Regions from separate parts of the Homo sapiens genome. Here region 1 is linked to region 2. The links are chromatin contacts, found by Hi-C or POLR2A ChIA-PET in ENCODE. All regions are on one chromosome and are shown on one strand. Each heading gives the region's core, a stretch centred on a gene start or an enhancer-like site at or near the end of the contact. The rest is flanking DNA. Distances are from core to core; before and after follow the strand shown. Region 1 holds the start of RAMACL (RNA guanine-7 methyltransferase activating subunit like). Region 2 overlaps RPS6KA2 (ribosomal protein S6 kinase A2).

Region 1 (4,522 bases), core at 947-3,446, 46 kb before region 2:
CACCTATGCATGGCCTCTGCTGGCCGGGTTGACAGTGAGCACGGAGGGCCATTGGCTGCCGCACCCTGTCTGTCATGTGCGACTGCCCAGCTGGACTCTCTTCGGGCCCTGAGCTTCCGGGAACCCTGTGTCCATCATCAGGGCAGAGTAGCAGCCCCAGGTTACAGGGCAGCAATAAAGCCCACATTCTGGAGTTGAGATCAGACGATCTAGTTCCACCTTTGATTGTTTTTCTGTACAAATAGGAATTATGTACATGCAAGGCTACAAATTAGATGGCAAAATCAGCCAGAGCGAGAGGTTGGGGACAGGCAGAATTTCCCCAGATTCTGGTGTCTCAGCGACGTGCTGCAAGTTCCCAGCGCAGGGTCCCTGTGGAAAGGAGGCAGCAAAGGGATGTCGTGTGCCCAAGAGGAGTCCCCTAAGACCCCCAGTTCAGGTGCATGATGCTCTGTGTGGCTAGGGCCTGTGGAATCCAGTTCAGCCACCCCTCATTTTTTCTGCAGAAAGCCACCCCTGCAGCAACTCGCTGGCCCCACCTGGAAATTATAATTTAGGCCTGTGAGCAGCTGCACACACTCATAGGCTGTTTCTTTGCAGAGATTTGATTCTGCTGTCCACCTGCTGAATGTGAAGCTGACTTTGTGGAGGTCCTTGTTCCTCTTTTTAAACCACACTCAGGGAGCAGTGGAGGGTGAGGGCCCTGGGATGGAGCTGAGCTCCTGCCTTGTTTACTTCAGACCCCAGCACAGTGTGTACATTGGGGAGCAAAACGAAGGTCCCCTGTTTCTTGGAAAGAAGTTCACTTTTAGTTCATGATACGAGAATTCTCTAACCATCACTGGGGTCTCAATTTTCATTCATTTTATGCTGCATATTTTGCATTCAGATGTGATAAGCCAAACAGATAAAAAACAAAATAAATTCACTGTTGTGGCTGGAACCTGAGTGAGTGAGGAGGGCGCAGGGTCTCACTCTCACCTCCTCGGGGTTCTTCCCCACAGGGCAGAGAGCGCACAGTCCCGGAAAGTCCTGCCATGAATGACAGCAGCCAGCAGGAAGTCAGACTCTACCCACTGTGCTAGTGAGGCCAGACGGCTAGTTTCAGCGCCTTCAGCTGTGGCTTTTCAGAGACGTGGGCCCTTCATCTTCTACTTCTGAATCCACTTATATATTTTACATTTTTGTGTGTGTATATATATATATAATATTTATTTTATGCTGGTTTGCTTTTTTTTTTCCAATGGCAGACTTCAAAAAGGGCAGACTCGTTCAAGAAAGATGTTATATCACTGCATGAGATATTCAGGAAGAACTAAAGTGTTATTTTTGAGAACCCACTCTATGCCAGGTACTGTTCTGGGAGTTTTACATGCGTGGGTTCATTTATTTCTCACAACCACTAATCCAGGTAGGACCCCCTCATTCTACATAGGAGGGAACTGAGGCCAAGGACGGGTGAGGAGCTTGTCTGATGCCACACAATTAGAGTGACGGTGATTAGAACTGATTTTGATGGTACATTTCTCTTGTACTTATGAAAAGCAGATACGAATCTCTAGTCTGTGCTTATCTCATCTTTCTTGCCTCCCTCTGTCCCATGCCAGTGTCCAACCAAGCCTTTCTTGGGCCTGTAGGGCTCTGACCCAGGGTCTCTGGACTGTGCACTCTTGTGTTTCAGGAAAATATTTCCCTGAGTTCATAAAAGAAAAATTATTTCTTCCTTATGTGTTAGTCTAATGTCAGGGTTCCTGATGACTGGCCACTTTGCTTCCACATGGGGATTTGGGGGACCCAGGCTTCTTCTTTGTAGCTCCACCAGCCCTAAGGGCCTGCAGTTAGCTGTGGGGGGAAAGAGACTATGAAAGAAGCACCTGCTTCTTTAAGGTACACCATCCAGACACACTCCATTGGCCAGGGCTAGTCACATGACCACACCTGCCTGCAAGGAGGGCTGGGTAATGTAGTCCCCACTGGGAGGCAGCTGAGGGGAGCCCCAGTCTATGGCAGGAGCAGAGATTTCTGAAAGCTGTTGGCTCCCTCTGCCCTGGAGGTAATGCTGAAATTTGACTTTGTGTATAACTGATGTGTGTTACCTTTGTCATGTCTTCAGAATAAACTGTGGTCATTCTTTTTCTTTCCTCCTCTGGTATATATATGGACTAGTTCATGGGCCTTATTAAAAGACTTGTTTGGAGAGGAAGGCGCTCGGTTACATTGGAGAACTGGAGTGGTCTGGAGTTCCACGGTGTAGTGGACCAGAGGCCACCTCTCCTGGGCTTCTCAGTGTCTCGCCGGCGGGGTTCGGCCTGAGCTGGATAGACATAGCCCTTGGCGGATTTAAACAACCTAAACATTAAGCAATACAGCTGCCTCAAACCTTTGGGATTTTCAGAATGACTGACACTGCCGAAGCTGTTCCAAATTTTGAAGAGATGTTTGCTAGTAGATTCACAGAAAATGACAAGGAGTATCAGGAATACCTGAAACGCCCTCCTGAGTCTCCTCCAATTGTTGAGGAATGGAATAGCAGAGCTGGTGGGAACCAAAGAAACAGAGGCAATCGGTTGCAAGACAACAGACAGTTCAGAGGCAGGGACAACAGATGGGGGTGGCCAAGTGACAATCGATCCAATCAGTGGCATGGACGATCCTGGGGTAACAACTACCCGCAACACAGACAAGAACCTTACTATCCCCAGCAATATGGACATTATGGTTACAACCAGCGGCCTCCTTACGGTTACTACTGATAGAAATGTTGGCAGCTTTTAGTAAAAGCATTTACTCTGTTACCATGAGAAAAGTTTGGGTGTCTTCTGTTGGTCATAGTTTTACATCTGATTTTACAGAATGGATTATTGATTTTTTGGAAGTTGAGACTTTAAAAAAAATAGATCTTACTTGCGAAATGCGATGGTTGCTGGGAATACCTGAAACTGTGGATTATATTGCTTGACTTCTACCTCAGAATCTTCTTTGTTTCATGACTTAATAGTGCTTTAAGTTTGGTATATTATTTGACCTCTAGGAATTCTTTGTTTTACACAGAAATAAAAATTTTAAAATAGAAAATGCTTTTACTTTGTAAGGTAAGAGAGTATCCATATGCTTAGATGTGCTCGTTTCTAAAATTCTAGAGGTTGATATAATCAGCTCATGAATGCACAGCTATGCTTTTTGTGATAGATTGTACATAACATCAGCAGTTGAAAGGTAAAACAATTGCTTTTTTTTTTTTTTGCATTTGTTAAGTGACTATGGTACTTTGTGATTCCTTAATCTATAGATGAGTCAGCTCCACACTTGAGTCTCTTTTTAGAGGGAAATCAGTAATAAAGCTGTAAAATAAGGAAAAAAAAAAAAAAAAAAAAAGACTTGTTTGATGTCATGTTTGAGATTTTCTCTTTAACCTTAAAAGATCAGCCTGGACAATTGCACACAATTATAAGTAAATGTGAAAATTAGGTTCTGTAATTAGGATGGCAGTAAACATAGTGGAGAACCATAACTAATCAATACAGACATGTCAGCAATCCTCGATTCCTTAATCTTCAAGAGAAAAAAAGTCATAATGAAGAAGCTAAAGTTGCTGAAGATGTGAGACTGAAAGTCCATCCCAGCGAGGACGGCTTCGTTTCCCAGCCCCGAGTCACTCACTACCTCTTTTTCACGTAGCCAGAGCTGCATCTTTTTTCATGTATTTCAGGGCATTCTGGCTAGAAGGAAAAATGTGTTACTTATGATCTTCTTTTGAAACTCGAGCTTCCTGCACCCCACATCGTTGTAGCAACATCGTCACCACACGTGTGCTCAGCACTCAGAGGTGCAAAGATGACCAAGAAGCTCTCGGGTTTTCTCACACTAGTTGCTACAGCAGAAATCTGCTGTGTGTTTTGAGACATCTTGGGAATGACACACCAATGTGCCACCCCCTCGGGATCTTAAAATAGGTCCAGATTGAATCTTTAGCTAATGTTGTTATTGTAAACCCTGAGTTCCACCAAATGTTTCTGAGTTTCTGGACCAATATTGCATTTCAAATAGATCAATCATGGTCTCTCCATGAGAAATGAATTCTATTGGAACGCTTTCTGAGCTCACAGCTCCTCAACGTATTTACTGAAAACTTGGCATGACAGCGTAGCTCCTTTGTTTCCGTTAAAAATTTCAGTTAAAATTACTATAAAATAAAGTGCAAAAGATCACAATCACAGATAGAAATGACCAGATTGGGGTATACTGAGTTTCCTTAACATCTGGAGAGCTGCTGAGTATCCCCAGAATGCCCAGGCATTTTTCATTTATTAATTGTGATGTCATGACATAACTGGCCTAATAGAGCTATAAAAAGTGTTGTAAGATGTAAATGTTGACATTTAGAGTGTCCCTGTCATCACTGAGTATGGTCATGCTGTTACTACAAATAAGGGATGGAATGTTAATGGACTCAATTGTATCCCTCCATGTTCACATTTGGAAGCTCCAACCCCCAGTGTGATTCTATGTGGAGAAAGGGCCT
Region 2 (4,279 bases), core at 569-3,068:
TCCTTTTTTGGAAATGAGGTGAACCCTTGCCTATTTTGTTTCCTATGTCCTTATCATTAATATTCCACAACTTTTAATTTGCACTTTTTATAAATATTATCCCTTTAATGACATGAAGAGCAGGTGATTCAGAGCAGAGGAAATGACCTAAGAAGGCGACTTTGGCCCAGAGAGAGGCATGCAGAGCCAGTGGCCAACCGCCCTCATCTTTCTCCCTGTCACTCCCACTTCCCAGCCGCTCCCAGCAGCTGCTGAAATACCTGCCCGGGACTTCCTGCAGTCATTGGAATTTTGAGTGCAGTTCTGCAGGAATTTTAAAAATTCCTTGTCACAATTTGTCACATTCAAACATCATTTAAACAGTTTATACCTCTAGTTTTTCTTTCTTACGTTACAAAATGTTTGGAATTGTTGCTTATGGAGCTAGCACCTGATCACCGTCCCAGCTCCTCCTCCCAAAGCTCTCAAGTTAGCTTTAAAAATACTGTTTACAGTAGCTGTGCTGGAAACCACATGCTCCTGCCATGGATGCAGCCGATTCAGGAACAGACTTGATCTTCCTAAGGCATTGCATGCAAATCCTCATCAAGCTCTAGATAAAATTACCTGCTTCATAAAACAGAAAAGGCACATATTTCAAAATGAAATGTGAGTAACATTTTCATGCTAGTTGCCCCTTAGGGTGGTTGTCATGAAGGGATCCAGAAACCAGGGCTGTCCAGAGAGGGTCGTTATCAGCAGTGCCCGGGAGTATGGTGCTGGGGCTTCATCTGGCTGTTTCCTATTCACACAGACCCCAGAGTGCGCGCCGAGTCCATGGAACACCAGATCTTTGTTTGTTTTGTTTTGTTTTCGTTTTGGGGAAAGTGAAAAAGAAAGTTAAGCATCCTCCAGCAAGTTCAAGCTAAAATGTCACTGTGAAGGCAGAACTCTGAAGTCTGAAAGGTGATGCTCTTGGGGATTTTTTTCCATTGACGCCTCAGATGCTTTGCGGTTAAAAACCTTACTGATTTGAAATGAGAAGTGAACTCTATCGCAATATTATTAGGGAAGAAAGCTGGCGTTTTTCATGTCATTTTAGGAGATGAAATTATGTGTGTACTTCAGGTACATTTGCTCTCAATACTTTGACAGAAAGAATCTGCACAAAATTTGAAATGTTATGAGATATCTGCGTCGAAGGCTTTGATTCGAAACGTTACAGAAATGACTAAAGAAGGTGAACTTCTGCAACGGAGGTGGGGGTGTGGCATGGACCGGGGAGGCGGGAGGCAACAGGGGATGGCAATTTGGAAGTGCTGAGGAAGGCGTGAAGCCAGCCTAAAAAACGGGCTGACTGGGAGCAGGGGAACACCCATGGGAATTCTGAGGTGCCAGCGTCCATGGCCAGGTGGCATCCAAGTAGCCCGGATGCTGTCACTCTCGCTTCAGAGCCTAGTCCCACAAAGGCATGTCCCACAAAGGCAGTGAAGGGGACCAGGACCCATGGGACTGCATGAGCTCATTCACCACAGCTGTGGGTCTCAGACCCTCCACAAAGAGCTGCTGAAGAAAAAGGAAGGAACTGGAAATCTTTAGGAAACATACACAAGGGCTGGGAAACGTGCCCCAGGAAAGGGTGGTGGCTGCAGTGTGAAGCCTCCCTGGCCAGCTCGTGCCTCGCCTGCCCCACACCTCTGGGCGGTGTTGAATTTTACTTTCTGTTCTGCAGTGTGGCCGTTGCCATGCTCTCGTTACCAAAATGAAGTCACAGAAGGGTGTGCTTTGGTGGTGATTCCTTTTTTCATAGTGTGGGCGTCGCATTAACACAGCTGCATGATGGGAGCTATTTTGGGAGGGAGGCTGGGGTTTGGATGACTCATGCGCGTGCTAGTCCTGTAGGTAGAGGATGTTAATGGACCCATTGCGAGGACAGTGTTTTAGTAACAGAAGAGGAGTATTTTGTTGTTCTTTAAATGACAAATCGTCTGCAATTTCTTTCTTCCTTTCGTAGGTCAATGACGGGAAAAGATAGCATACATGTTTCCATGATGAATTTTTTTGAACTTGGGCTCCTGCCTTTGTTTTTTGTGCAGGAAGCCACCTCCAGCAGCCGCGTGGAAGGTAGTGGTTCTCACAGGCAGTGACACACGTGGATCCCTGAGGGCCTCATTTTTTTCTGTCCCTTTCCATAAACCAGGAGATTTCACCACAAAAGCTGCACAGTCTCGGGTGGCTAGCATGGTCCTGCAATTCTAGTAAGCCTGTGCTGTGAAGGGAGGAAGGGCTTAAAATGTGATGTCCCCTCACAAATTAGCATCTAAATATAATGCCCATTGGCTGGGCTGTGCCTCTAGCATTTTTACTTACTCATTCAAGAAGTAATTATGAAGCAACAAAATTGTAATTCTGTATCTTCCAACTGCACTCATATGAACTTCAGGATGGATTAAACAGAGTCAATTTTGGCTATACTCATTGTTTTCCCAAACAAACAAAAAAAAACCACTGTTTTTACAAAAATAGCAAATCATCCTTGAAGATATGGAGACGAAAGTGTTTCCTTTAACTGAGAATGGAAAAGCCATGGATAACTGCATAGGCCTCTAATCCGCTGTGAGTTTCCACGGCTCAGACACCTTATCTGCTTTTACATGTGCCTCTATTTGTGACATGGAGGTAAAATAGCAAGATTTATAAGTAACCGTTTTGAGAAACTGAATTTTTCAAACATCGTCATGTACGTTATTGCTATTGTGATTTCATTTGGAAGTCTTCACTCTTAGAGTAAAACAGAGGGTGGAAGTACTTGGCTTCGAAGTCAGTCCTTGATGAGAAGCCCACCTCTATCACTTCCAGCTATTAATGTGTAATCTGAGTCTCAGGAGAAAATCTCCACTTCACAGTTTCTTCATGAAAAGAAGCAATGAGGAATGAGAGGCCCCTGGTTCCCAGAGCACACTATGCATACAATTCCTGGTTGCTGTTTTTGGATGCGCATTTTAGCCAGCAGTTTCTGAAGTTTTTCAGCCCCTCACCCCGAGCTAAAACTGTAGAAAGGGGTGTACGAATGTATAGATAGTGGAACAGAAATCTCAGAGAAATGCAGAGATAAATTCAAGGAACAGTTGGGCTCGAATGTCTCATGTTGGGAGAAACACCTCCTTTCCAGTGTTCCATTTCCAGGGCCTGGCACTTGGGCAGATGGCCTACCCCTTTACAAGGGAAGTCATGTGACTCTGGGGACAGGAAGCTCTGGGATGAAAATTTGTAGTGTTTTCTGTCAGTGTTTTCACTTATAGACTCTTTCTCCTACAGGGAAATCTTGCTTTCTGGGCTGGTGGCAAATCTTACCTGACTGCTTCTTCTGAAATATAATCTATAGGATGGCAATGACGTGTTCTTTACATTAGCTTTGACAAACATACCAGGGATAGCGTGAATCAGAAGGAGAAGGAGGACAAGCCGTCTGCATTTTCCAGACCACTTCTCCATCTAGGAACCCGTCAATATGCTTTTGCTGTCATTTTGTTCCATAGTTGCTATATTCATCGTACCAGAACTTCTGCCCAGACTGTTAAAGAGCAGAATGGATTTCATTGAGAGTACCCTTAGATTTTTCGGAGGCCTTGGTAAGACCAAATGACAAAAGTCCATGGAGAAAAGAAACCATGAAGGCCCACAGGGTGCACACAATAACCACACACATCACCAAGTTGATTCCATAAAACTAAATGGGCCGGGCGGGGTGGCTCACGCCTGTAACCCCAGCACTTTGGGAGGCCGAGGCAGGTGGATCGCGAGGTCAGGAGATCGAGACCATCCTGGCCAACATGGTGAAATCTCGTCTCTATTAAAAATACAAAAATACAAAAATTAGGTGGGCATGGTGGCAGGAGGCTGAGGCAAGAGAATCACTTGAACCTGGGAGGTGGAGGTTGCAGTGAGCCGAGATCCAGCCACTGCACTCCAGCCTGGGAGACAGAGTGAGACTCCGTCTTAAGAAAAAAAAAAGAAAAAAACACAACTAAATGGTGTCTCCACTTTCAAACTCCAGCGCTAAAATCTGTAACAGACCCAGCTCGTGGTAAACTCAGGGGAGGAGGAAGCTGTGAGCGGCTCTGAGGGACTCCTCGCGGTGTGTTTCTCACCCGTGCCGCTCTCTTGCAGGAAGAAGGCGTCGTGAAGGAGATAGACATCAGCCATCATGTGAAGGAGGGCTTTGAGAAGGCAGATCCTTCCCAGTTTGAGCTGCTGAAGGTTTTAGGACAAGGATCCTATGGAAAGGTAAGTTCAGCCC

What was found. Hi-C counts contacts between places; a loop is a spot of excess contacts on that map. ChIA-PET counts read pairs that join two places held with the same protein, here RNA polymerase II (POLR2A). Pooled maps may share reads with other maps.
Region 1: a loop to region 2 is called in a map with no recorded cell type, with 6 times the contacts of the local background. The contact joins the promoter of RAMACL here to the enhancer-like site in region 2. A Hi-C loop is called at or near these places in 6 of 168 maps with a recorded cell type or tissue (PC-3, aorta, ascending aorta and 3 more), 18 of 37 single-sample maps with no recorded cell type and 18 of 50 pooled maps. POLR2A ChIA-PET finds 5 or more read pairs at or near these places in 7 of 52 experiments (A549, B cell, MCF 10A and 4 more).

Annotation. Positions count from the first base shown.
Region 1 is chr6:166,584,352-166,588,873 of GRCh38, reverse strand. It overlaps RAMACL (RNA guanine-7 methyltransferase activating subunit like), which reads left to right and starts at 2,196. Exons shown (of 1, transcript NM_001395999.1): 1 at 2,196-4,522. The coding sequence starts at 2,397. The coding sequence ends at 2,753. All of the region lies in intron 1 of RPS6KA2 (ribosomal protein S6 kinase A2), which reads left to right. RefSeq lists an enhancer at 256-305 and a silencer at 1,854-1,993.
Region 2 is chr6:166,538,655-166,542,933 of GRCh38, reverse strand. It overlaps RPS6KA2 (ribosomal protein S6 kinase A2), which reads left to right. Exons shown (of 21, transcript NM_021135.6): 2 at 4,150-4,266. Among named protein-coding and RNA genes, the nearest start is that of MIR1913, 31 kb to the right of the region's middle. RefSeq lists enhancers at 4-604, 775-994, 1,585-1,704. Within about 2 kb of position 1,818, at least 8 of the 41 ENCODE cell types and tissues checked have a DNase peak (open chromatin) inside an H3K27ac peak, as active enhancers do; they include B cell, where a contact is called at or near this core.